Linked DNA regions of Homo sapiens: all the other regions are linked to region 3. The links are chromatin contacts, found by Hi-C or POLR2A ChIA-PET in ENCODE. All regions are on one chromosome and are shown on one strand. Each heading gives the region's core, a stretch centred on a gene start or an enhancer-like site at or near the end of the contact. The rest is flanking DNA. Distances are from core to core; before and after follow the strand shown. Region 1 holds the start of ZBTB21 (zinc finger and BTB domain containing 21). Region 2 overlaps UBASH3A (ubiquitin associated and SH3 domain containing A). Region 3 holds the start of ABCG1 (ATP binding cassette subfamily G member 1). Region 4 has its middle 36 kb from the start of RSPH1.

Region 1 (2,700 bases), core at 1-2,500, 210 kb before region 3:
CAGGGCTGTGAGCGCTTGCACGAAAGGAAAAACCCCAGGCCGTGTGAAGTCTAACTTTCCCCGTCCTCTCGGTCAGGCAATCCCACCGGGGCACCTGTCTAAAAACACCCCGCCTCCGAACGCGCGCTCTTGCGGAATTCTCCCGAACCGCAGAGCCCTCGTGGCTGGGACCGCATAGCAACCGGGGGCAGAGTGCGAGCCCCCAGCGGTGTGCTGGGATGGAAAAGCAGGAGCCGCTGAGGATGGACTACGGGGCGTGTTCCCGAAAAGCCGGGAAGAGATGTGGCGGGGCTGCCGCGGGCGTCTCTAAGGCCGGCACGGGTGGCGTCTTGACTCCCTGCCCCTCCAGCCGCGGACCTCGGACGGGGGGAAGGGGGCTCCTCCAAGCGGGGAGACGGTCGCCGGCCGAGCAGCAGGGCTCCTGGCCGGCGGAGGGTGCTATGCTCTGCGGGACCGCCGGGAAGTCCCAGACAAGGTCTGCGGGGGCTCTGGAGGAAAAAAAACGCGCTGTGAGGTCCAGGCGTCCGCGGGAGGGGCCGGGGGCGGGGAGGGAGCGTCCAGCGGGCACCGAGCGGTCACGCTCCGGCCACCGGGCCGAGGACGGGGCGGCGGGGCTAGGTCCCGGACCGTGAAGGGAGCGGCGGGTCGCGGCAGGTGCGGGGTCCCCAAGGCCGCCGGCCAGCTTCCGCGCACACCCCGCGGCCCGGGCCGCCGGCCCCCAACCCCTGCCCGGAACAGGAGAACGCGCCCTTCTCCACGAGGCGTTTCAACCGCTCCGCGCGAGGGGCGCGCGCCTGGGCCAGGCGTGTCCCCTACCCCAGGGGCAGCTCGGCCAGGGTGAAGAGTGAAGCCCGTGAGGGAATGGAGCATGCGCATTCGCGAGGGCGAGGCCAAGTGCTGGCAGGGAGCGTGCGCAGTGTGAAGGTACAATCGGCTACGTGGGAACCCGGGACATGCTCGGTGAGCGCCCAGGTCCCGCGCACGCGCAGAAGCGCTCGGAGCCCGCAACCCGCTGGTGGAGAAAAAAGAGGAGAGAAATCACCTCAGAGTTACGTCAGGAAAGGCCGCGTTTTGCGGGGAGGCTGTAGCCTCCCAAGGAGCCCCGCAGTTCTCCTAGAGCTAGGGGCGTGACAGTTACTCACCGGTCTTCAGTCTCGAGGCAGACGCCGGGCCCCTTTCCGCTCACACTCGGCTCGCGCGCGCCGCAGCCGCCGCTGCCGCTGTGATTCCATCCATCTTGAATTTGACGTCATCCCACACCAGGGATGAGGTCATCGCAGGCATCGCTCGTCACGTGCGCGGCACTCTGATTGGGCGCCGGGCGCCGGAGGGCGGGGCGGGGGGGGGGCCTCGCGGCGCAGGGGGACGGGGGAGGGCGGGCCTGCCCGGAGCCGCGCGCCGAACGGACGCTGCCGCGCTGCAAGCCCGCGCTCTCGGTCCATGAGGGGAGCCTGCGGCGGCCGTTAGGGGAGGCGGCCGGGCTGGGGGCCACGGCGAGGAGGCTGAGCGCCCCGGCCGGGTGGAGTCCGTCGCGGCGAGGAGCGCGCCGATTCTCAGGGGACTTTGCCGCCTGCCGGAGGCGCCCTTGCTGCGGGGTCGCCCCGGGTCATTCGGCCGCGGTCCTGCCCAGCTGGGCCGCCAGTAGTCCCCGCTTCCGGCGCGGCGGGATGCGTGGCGCGAGCGCTTAGTCCCTCGGAGGGGAGGACGCGCTCCCGTTCACCGGTGGACGGCGGGCGACTCCCCGAGCCGACGACCCCGACAGCGACGGGAGCGACGCGCGGCTTTCTGACGGGCGCGGGCGGCGAGCGGGGCCCTGCGGTCCTCGGGTCGGCGGCAGACGCTCCCGGCCCGCGAGGAAAGCCCGCGGGAGGCGGCTCCTGCCGCTCGCTAGTCGCTCAGAGCGCTTCCATTTCCTCCTCCCGACGCAACCTGGCCACCTGGCCCCTGGGCGGGGACCCGGCGGCCGCGGCCAGGGCGTCCGGGCTCGTTCGCCGCGCAGATGGGGGTCGGTCCTGACCCCCGCCGGGGCGTCCACAGCGGCCCGCAGGCAGCCGGAGACTTCGCATAGTGCCCGGCTCATCGGAGGGCTGTGATCTTTTTTTTTTTTGCAGAAATATTACAACTCCACTGATGAGAAAACTCACTTCGCTTTCAGTCAAAACCAGAAATTAGATAACAGAAATGCCACACTGTCAACACCGACCGGGAGGAAAGCCTCGCTGGCGGAGACCGCTCAAGGGAGCCCTCCGCGCGTTCTCCCAGCCCGGGTCGCAGGTGGAGGGGGAGTGCCTCCTGCAGGGACGGTTCTCCCGCAGACACTCAAACTCCGGGATGTAAAACCCCTGTTAATAATTGTCAGGGGTCTGTTAATTGCCAAATACAGTTTTTGAAAGTTGTATGCACTAGGTAAAATAATTTATGTAATGTTTGGAAGTATGTGAAAGACAGACATTAGATTGATACAAATTAAAAATTTGTTGCCAAATTAACAGCTCTGTTGTAGATTATTAGTTTGACTAATTTTAAGAGGACTCTTAGTCTTACATAAAGAATCTTGCACCTAAAAATTTTCTCCTACAACTTTAAAACACTTTAAATTTTTTTTTTTTTTTCCTGAGATGGAGTCTCTGTCAGTCCCAGGCTGGAGTGCAGTGGCATGATCTCAGCTCACTGCAGCCTCCACTCCCTGGCTCAAGCCAT
Region 2 (2,700 bases), core at 44-2,543, 220 kb after region 3:
GAGTGAGGCTCAAGGTCCACGAGGGGGCTGCTTGGAGACAGCAGAGTTTGGCACTGCACCATGGCGGGGCTGCAGTGGCTAGAATGACAAGTCCCAGGTGGAAGGAATGGATGCTCAAGGCAGGGAGGAAGCCACGTCCTGCAGGAGGTGGGCAGGAATGGAGGGGCCATGGAGGAGCCATCCCGCAGATGGTGGTCTTGCTGGGACTTGCACATGGGGCCACATCAGAGCCGGGGCCACGAGGGGCCGGGACCTTCACAGGAGGAGCCGTTGGGACAGCAGTGGATTCAATGCACACATGTGCATTGCCGGTTCCCATGTCCTCAGATCCCCTTCGCCCCGTCAGAGACGCTCCCTCAGAGCACCTTCAAATCCAGGTGCCCAGGAAGCCCCAGCCAGGAGCGGACCTGGTTCCACCCCGGAGCCTCTCAGGCTCATCATTCCTGTCCTGTGCTCTCATGAACTTTCCATCCCATAGTCCAGTCCTAGTTTCACGAGGCACAGAAATCCATTGTATCAGCATGGAGCATCCACGATCCACCTTCCACACACTTAAAAATGTCAAGACACTTTCTGCCCACCTCAGTCTTGCAGCTTCATCCTTTCATTTCCCACCCAACTGTGGCACAGGACCCCACCCCTCTGCACGGCATCTCGGGTCACAAGACAGAAATGCAGACTTACTTCACTTTGCCTTGGAGGTTCCCATGTTGATTGCATCACGGCACCTCTGGGCTCTCAATGAGCCAGATGAAGATCAAAGAACAATATCAGCTTCTTTGACCAAACCACGAAAGGACTCGCGAATCCCCAAAGGCCTGACGGCAGTGTAGCCGGAGGCCAGAGGCAGCTCCACCCGAGGGCAAGCAAGGCTTCCACAATCCTTGTCTCTCCTCACAACGCTGGCATGCACATACACAGCACACACATCCACACACACCACACACACACCACACGCCACACACACACTACACACACCCACACACACACCATGCACACCCACACACCACACACACCCACACACACCACACACACCCACACACACTACACATACACACCACACACCACACACACACCACACACCACACACACCACCTACACCCACACACACCCACACACAACACACAACACACACACCACACACATAACATACAACACGCTGAACACACATACCACACACACACCACACACCTCACACACACCACACACATACACACACCACACACACGACACACACCACACATCCACACACACACCACACCCCACACACACCCACACACCACACACACAACACACACCCACACACACACCACACACACCACATACACCCCTTGGGGTTTCACTTGGGGGCTGAGTCACAGACCGCAGAGGAGGAGGCTGTGATCTTTGAGAGCCATGACCCCAGCCCAGGTGACAGGGTCCCGCGATGTCCGCCTCTCCCTGTTCCCATGCTCACAGCAGCAGGTCCAGCCTTCGTGTTTTCAGGAAGGCCTGAGAAACAGGACGTGGCCTTTCCAGCTCTGCGCTTTGGGAGGGACGAGGGTGGCAAGATCAGAAATGTGAAGGGGCAGGGTCTCCGAGTATCTGGGGACCCTTCAGTGTGAGGGTGGCTCTTAATAACTATGATGGAATAAAGCAAAATTGATATATAGCAATTTCATCCCTGGTTGTTTAGGATCAATGTATTTATAATTAACCAAACACCTATAATCATAAGATGTGAACCAAGCAAGAAATGCACACAAATATATGACAAGAGGGGAACAGGCCTGTGCCTCAGTTTCCCCTCTTCTCCCCTGTCGCTGGTCTTTGCACCCCACCACTCAATGAGCGCATTTTGTTGGAAACCACCTAAGATGCTGCTGTTCTTCCACTAAGTTTCAGAATCACTTTGGTTTCTGCCACTGGCTGGCCGCCCACTAGCAGGCCGTGCGAGAGTCCCCAGGTCGCCTGTGCCTGCCAGGCCAGCAACAACAGTCTCCTCTCACTGGGGCTTTTACTGCCTCAGCCTGCAAGTTTCCCTTCTAGTGAAAACCTTCGTCTTTCTTTCCCTACCCAACCTCTCTCACCACGATAACAACAACGAATAAAAAAGGAATCTCTTGGCCAGCCTTTGTAATAAAAGAATACGACTGACTGAAAACACTTCATAATTTTATCTTTTTTTTGTCATTGTTCGTGGTTCCTCATTAACACACTTATTCCCATTTTTGGTGGATTTTTTTACTTCTATTATTTGGGTCACTTGCATATAAAAAGCTTTCAAAAATGTCTTTTGCCAGCAATAATGTCAAAATCTTTAATGTGATCTCTCAGTGACCTTTAAGTGCAGATGATGATGATGGTGATGATGATGGTGATGATGCCTGTTTAAAGGGCATGGGTTTATAAATCCTCTGTTAATTCAGAAAAACAAGGACACCCAGTCTTCTTTACAAGGCCTCAGACATGATCAACCTGCTTATCAGATGGTGTCTGAGATGCTAAGGTGCTCAACTTTGTTTAAATTCAATGTCAGAGAATGTCCACATGAACCATTTCACAGCCAAGTCCACAAAACACTGGCCTGCAAGAGGTCTTCAAAGGAAAGAGACCCATGGCCACACCTGTCTGGGAAGCTCTCACACTGTTCCTTCATCTTATTTGTTCACAATGGAAATGAGCTCTTCACAGGCTTGGGGGAGATTTCGGGGGCCTGGT
Region 3 (2,848 bases), core at 212-2,711:
CTTTTTTTTTTTTTTTTTTTTTTTTTTTTTTGAGACGGAGTCTCACTCTGTCACCCCGGCTGGAGTGCAGTGGCTCAATCTCGGCTCACTGCAAGCTCCGCCTCCCAGGTTCATGCCATTCTCCTGCCTCAGCCTACATAGTAGCTGGGACTACAGGTGCCCGCCACCACACCTAGCTAATTTTTTGTATTTTTAGTAGAGACGGGGTTTCATCATGTTAGCCAGGATGGTCTCGATCTCCTGACCTCCCAAAGTGGTGGGATTACAGGTGTGAGCCACTGCGCCCGGCTGGATGACTCTTGAGACAACACCATTCAGACAAAGGCAAGGCCTCCCACTTAAACTCATAACCGTGTCTCCTTTCTCTCCTTCGATTTGAGCGGCTGAATTTGGTTACAGTCATCTGACCTGTGGGTGTGAAGTCCACCTGCCTGGCATAAAAAGCTGTGCCTCCTTTCTAGGTGAGGAGAAAGAGAGAGACCTGGCTCATCTGAGGTGTGGTTGGGAGGGGGGACCCAGGTGTGCTGGAAATGAAAAGAAATGCATTCCTGTTTTTCGTCCCAACATGCAAACAACTGAACAAAAGCATTAGGGCCTGAGACTGGGAGTAAAGAATTCCTTGTCACCATGGATACCAGGAAATGGCCCCACTTATATATAATAAGGGCTTTAGAGATGCTGGACCATCTGATATTCCAGCCTGGGGCCACATGGGAGTGTGCCCTGGTGTTATTCCTTATACAGTTCCATGAACATGGCTCTGGAAACACCTCTGTCTGCAGAAAATGAGGCTTTTCTTTTTTTGTTCGGGGGTGAACAGAGGGCAGAGGCCTGGGCATCTTCACTCAGCACCCCTTTGTAACCCAGCACTTAGCACCATGGCTGGCGCACAGCAATGTCACATGTGTGAGTGCACACGATGCCTCACTGCCAGGGGTCACCCCACACCGGTGCTGTTGGGGGCGTTGGAGTGGTTATCTCTTCTTTAGTCCTCAAGCTCCTACCTGGCAGAGAGCTGCCCAACACCGTCGGGGTGGGGTGGGCGGGAAGGGAAGAAGCAGCAGCAAGAAAGAAGCCCCCTGGCCCTCACTCTCCCTCCCTGGACGCCCCCTCTTCGACCCCATCACACAGCCGCTTGAGGCTTGGAGGCAGTGGATTTCCGAGCCTGGGAACCCCGGCGTCTGTCCGGTGTCCCCGCAGCCTCACCCGTGCTGGCCCAGCCCCCGCGAGTTCGGGACCCGGGGTTTCCGGGGTGGCAGGGGGTTCCCATGCCGCCTGCGAGGCCTCGGCTCGGGCCGCTCCCGGAACCTGCACTTCAGGGGTCCTGGTCCGCCGCCCCCAGCAGGAGCAAAACAAGAGCACGCGCACCTGCCGGCCCGCCCGCCCCCTTGGTGCCGGCCAATCGCGCGCTCGGGGCGGGGTCGGGCGCGCTGGAACCAGAGCCGGAGCCGGATCCCAGCCGGAGCCCAAGCGCAGCCCGCACCCCGCGCAGCGGCTGAGCCGGGAGCCAGCGCAGCCTCGGCCCCGCAGCTCAAGCCTCGTCCCCGCCGCCGCCGCCGCCGCCGCCGCCGCCGCCCCCGGGGCATGGCCTGTCTGATGGCCGCTTTCTCGGTCGGCACCGCCATGGTGAGTGAGCGCATCCTTCGTCCGCCGGGAACGGTTTTATTTTCAAGGAGAGCAGGAAACACACAAAGACTCGCAAGCTCGACCTGACACCCCTCCCAGGAGCGCGTCCTCTGGGCGCTGACCCAGGGCACCCTAGAGTGGCGCCCGGCTCCGATCGCTGCCCCTGCCCCTCCGCCAGGGCCACCTGGAGCCTCGGGATGCCCCTTGCACCGGCAGAGAGCACGGACTAGGTGGAGGGGCCGGGAGTGGGGCGGGGGCAGCGAGTTGCCCTACAAGTTGGACCGATGGCCTTGACCTGATGGCTTCTGGGCGGGGGGCGTGGGGAGCTGGGGACCCGGAGCGCACTGGGGACTGGGGAGGGGCCGCAGCTTGGGCCGGAGGGAAGAGGGGACTTGAAGAAGGGGAGCCCCGCGCGCGCGGCTGTGGGCTTGGGGACCGGGGACTTCTCGCGCCATCCCCAGGAACGCCAGGCAAGGTCTGGGGGAACAAAAGAGGAAGCTGCCCCCAGAGAGCCGGAGCCTGCGACTGCACTCCCGGGGACACCCTCTCCCGGACCCACTCGGGGAGGCGGCGGCGAAGGCCCGGGGAGACCCGCGAGGGGCAAGCCCGGATTCCTGCCGGCCGCCTTTCTGCGCGCGCCGGAGAGAGAGACGCGGTGGGGACAGGGATGCGCATTTCACTTCCCCGAGCTCCGGAGAGGGATGGCGGGGTGTCGGCGAGTTCACTGCTGGACACAGTTACTGTAAGTGCTGTTTCCAGGGGTGGTCAGGAATCTCCCTTTCTGGTTTTCTGGCATTAGGAACAAACAACAAACCAATCATCAGGCCCCCAGCCACCCACCTCACCTTATCCTAGCGCCCTTCATGTCTACGCCCAGCACACCAACATCGTAGAGGTAGCTAAAGTACAAATGGAAAGTCTTCCGTATTCCACGCCGTGTATCTGTGTAGTTACTACCCTGATATTACTTCCCCGAGGCTGTAAGCCCACAGTGCATGGCACGCTCCGGGGCTCACCCCGCCCCTCCCCTGTATTTCATTTTTAGCATCCTGTATTTGAAGTCAGCAGGGCTCAGCAGGATTTGACCGACAGTTACCTCTTGCCTTGAGCTCAAGAGAAAAAAAAAAAATAGCCAGGTTTCTGCGCATGCTCCGCTGTGACAACTGCATCCTATGATTCCAAACAGGTTACTGTAGAACATACGGAGCCTCGCCAGCTCATT
Region 4 (2,700 bases), core at 64-2,563, 240 kb after region 3:
CCTTCCTCTGCAGCCTCAGTAAATTTACTTATCTAAATGAGTCCAGGTGCTGGGGTGATTACCCTTATCTTGACTTCTGCTAAATCTTGGAGGTCTGGGGAGTTCCTTCAGACTTCCAATAAACTTGTTTGTGGAAGCCTGGGGAGTTTTTTAACCCCAGTAAAACTTGTTTAATCCTAAATGGGTCCTGTTAAGAATTCTTTCATTATTTTGTCATGCGTTAAGGCCCAGGAAAGGCCTGGGCAAAACCCTTGGTGGGCTTTTGTTACATTTCAGCCTTTGTATAGGGGCACTGGCTTTTCTTAGCTTTTAATATTTAACTTAACTACTCGGTCAGTACTGAAGCAGTTGTTATGGAGGCCTGCGTTAGTGAAACCTGGCCTTCCACACTCTGTTTTACATACTCTTACAAATCCAAGTTCTAGAAAATTGTTTTCAAATAAATTTATCTTACGCAGCAGCTGTGTTCTGGATTGCAAGTGGATAAAATGAAACTGAGTGGATTTAACCATGCAGCACCAATAACTACCAGGTAGGGGCTTCCCACGTGGAGGTGTCAAACGAAGTTCGTTCCCTGCACTCCCTCATGCAATCCTCAAGGCAACATGTGAGATTTGCAATGAAGAAATTATACAACACGCAGAGATCACAGAGCTAGCTAACTGTGACGCTGATGTAACCTGGAAGTTACCAGTCTTTGAACTGGACGACTGTTACACTGAGCCGTGAAAGCTGATGGTTCTCAAAATGTGGCCCCTGGACTAGCAGCACCTGTCCCCACTGGAAACTTGCTGCAAATGCACATGCTCAGGCGTGGATCCGAAATTTGGGATGGGGCCCAGCCATCTGTGATTGGACAGGTTCTCCAGGTGATTCTGATGCAGCTCAACCTGAGAATCATTTCTCTTGGGGAAGTGGCTTTGTGGAGGAATGCCACTACAGATCCAATACAAAGAATGGCCCTGGGAGGTTGGCAGTCAGGTGTTCAGGTCAGGTTTCCTCAAAGGCAAGACTCCTATATGACAGGAAGATGATCCTGCGACTTCATAACTACAGATGTGTGTGTGTATATGTATCTATGTGTGTGTGTCTATGCCATTTGTATACACGTGTTTTTTTTTTTTCTTCCTACAATGTGATGAAGAATCAAATTGCAGGCTCTTCATCCACAGAAATTCCCCCTTGTGATCTGAGGCTCTGCCGAGCAGTGGCCCCTCCCCAAAGCAGCCCCAGTTCTCCACTTCCCTCCTGGCCCCCACCCTTGATCATGGCTCCTGAGCATTTTGGGTTTTGTCCAGGGGCTCACTAAGAGCTCTGAGTAGGAAGTTCTCGCTACAAAGATTCAGCTGTGGGCGAAAACCGTATCATTTCCCCAGGTGACGTGGGGTGTGAGGGCAGGGCTGGAGTGCCCCGGGTTCACTGGGGAGCTGCAGAGACTATCACTTGCCTTCCAGGAACCCTTACCGTGTGCCAGCTTCCACAGGACTGTGGTGGAAATGTGGTCAAGGTCTTAGGAGCAGGCCACACAGGGATGGTTCATGCACTGAGGGAGGGGTGTGGAGCCTCTGATTCTGATGGGACTCCCAGGGGTGCTCACAATGGCAAATGGGCTGCTGTTACCTCCTAGCACTGGACTCTGGGTCACCCGCAAGTGTAGGTCACTTCCTTGCTGGTCAGTAATGGGGCACAAGTCACCACAGCAGGCGCCGCTCCTGAAACTCTCTTCAGGGATAGCACGGGCGGAAGTGCAGGCAGCAGGCAGAGCGTGGAGGTCCGTGTGGTGCTCAGTCACTATGGCAACTAGAGATCACAGAGCCACAGTCACCATCCCCCTAGGGCACCTGCCCAGGGAAAAGGAGAAATGTAAAACCACAAGCATACAATTAAGAACAGGTGCAGAGACCCAGCGGCTTCCAGGGCAGCTTTGAAGGGATCCCTCATCTCTCTGGTCCCAGGACATCTGTGCCAAGGGCCAAGCATGGGCCTGATTATAAGGAGCAGCACTGAGGTTCCGATTAAATGCTCAACCCTGCCTGATCTCTTACCAGGAAAGGGTGTGATATGTCCCCACCCAAATCTCATGTTCAATTGTAATCCCAAGTATTGGAGGTGGGGCCTGGTGGGAGGTGACTGGATCATGGGGGTGGATTTCCACCTTGCTCTTCTCGTGATAGAATTCTCACGAGATCTGGTTTCAAAGTGTGTGGCACCTCCTCCTTCTCTCTCTTCCTCCTGCCCTGATCTTGTAAGAGGTGCCTGCTTCCCTGTCGCCTTGCGCCATGATTGTAAGTTTCCTGAGGCCTTCCCAGCCATGCTTCCTATACAGCCTGCAGATCCCTGAGTCAATTAAACCTCTTTTCTTTATAAATTACCCAGTCTCAGGTAGTTCTTTACAGCAGTACAAGAACAGACTAATACAAGGTGTCCATGGGGAAAGACACATGGAGAGATTTGGGCAGAGAAGAAAGAGAGGCTGGAAATTTGGAGCTGCCAATTCCCCTGAACCCCTGTTGTCTACAGAGGCAGCTCCCCTTTGCTCTCCCTTCTCTTTCTCCCCTCCTCTCTCCTCCTTTCACCTCCCATCCCCCATGGAACCCAACACTCCTCTATTAAAAAGCCTTGCAATGACTGCACCTGGGGAAGTTGCCTCCTGAGCTGATGCCACTTCCCCAGGACCCACATCACACCTCTCATTGCCTC

What was found. A loop is a pair of places that touch in the nucleus more often than their neighbours do. ChIA-PET counts read pairs that join two places held with the same protein, here RNA polymerase II (POLR2A). Pooled maps may share reads with other maps.
Region 1: a loop to region 3 is called in a map of sigmoid colon, with 2.3 times the contacts of the local background. The contact joins the promoter of ZBTB21 here to the promoter of ABCG1 in region 3. A Hi-C loop is called at or near these places in 8 of 168 maps with a recorded cell type or tissue (B cell, CD14-positive monocyte, CD8-positive, alpha-beta T cell and 5 more), 18 of 37 single-sample maps with no recorded cell type and 25 of 50 pooled maps. POLR2A ChIA-PET finds 5 or more read pairs at or near these places in 9 of 52 experiments (B cell, CD4-positive, alpha-beta T cell, GM12878 and 6 more).
Region 2: a loop to region 3 is called in a pooled map, with 2.1 times the contacts of the local background. The contact joins the enhancer-like site here to the promoter of ABCG1 in region 3. A Hi-C loop is called at or near these places in 1 of 168 maps with a recorded cell type or tissue (CD8-positive, alpha-beta T cell), 1 of 37 single-sample maps with no recorded cell type and 8 of 50 pooled maps. POLR2A ChIA-PET finds 5 or more read pairs at or near these places in 3 of 52 experiments (GM12878, activated T-cell and activated naive CD4-positive, alpha-beta T cell).
Region 4: a map of CD8-positive, alpha-beta T cell shows a loop between it and region 3 (2.8-fold over the local background). The contact joins the enhancer-like site here to the promoter of ABCG1 in region 3. A Hi-C loop is called at or near these places in 5 of 168 maps with a recorded cell type or tissue (B cell, CD8-positive, alpha-beta T cell, GM12878 and 2 more), 31 of 37 single-sample maps with no recorded cell type and 13 of 50 pooled maps. POLR2A ChIA-PET finds 5 or more read pairs at or near these places in 2 of 52 experiments (activated B cell and activated naive CD4-positive, alpha-beta T cell).

The regions. Positions count from the first base shown.
Region 1 is chr21:42,009,110-42,011,809 of GRCh38, forward strand. ZBTB21 (zinc finger and BTB domain containing 21) reads right to left here and starts at 1,251. Exons shown (of 3, transcript NM_001098402.2): 1 at 1,143-1,251. ZNF295-AS1 (ZNF295 antisense RNA 1) reads left to right here and starts at 85. Exons shown (of 2, transcript NR_119384.1): 1 at 85-475. RefSeq lists silencers at 424-533, 574-883, 1,324-2,063.
Region 2 is chr21:42,438,723-42,441,422 of GRCh38, forward strand. All of the region lies in intron 11 of UBASH3A (ubiquitin associated and SH3 domain containing A), which reads left to right. Among named protein-coding and RNA genes, the nearest start is that of UBASH3A, 36 kb to the left of the region's middle. RefSeq lists enhancers at 1-440, 1,716-1,925 and a silencer at 1,216-1,405. Within about 2 kb of position 1,294, at least 2 of the 41 ENCODE cell types and tissues checked have a DNase peak (open chromatin) inside an H3K27ac peak, as active enhancers do; they include CD8-positive, alpha-beta T cell and GM12878, where a contact is called at or near this core.
Region 3 is chr21:42,217,679-42,220,526 of GRCh38, forward strand. ABCG1 (ATP binding cassette subfamily G member 1) reads left to right here and starts at 1,462. Exons shown (of 15, transcript NM_016818.3): 1 at 1,462-1,626. The coding sequence starts at 1,585. LOC105372814 (a long non-coding RNA gene) reads right to left here and starts at 2,592. Exons shown (of 3, transcript XR_937748.4): 1 at 2,472-2,592. RefSeq lists a silencer at 1,171-1,440 and an enhancer at 2,371-2,848.
Region 4 is chr21:42,459,183-42,461,882 of GRCh38, forward strand. No RefSeq gene overlaps it. Among named protein-coding and RNA genes, the nearest start is that of RSPH1, 36 kb to the right of the region's middle. Within about 2 kb of position 1,314, at least 6 of the 41 ENCODE cell types and tissues checked have a DNase peak (open chromatin) inside an H3K27ac peak, as active enhancers do; they include B cell and OCI-LY7, where a contact is called at or near this core.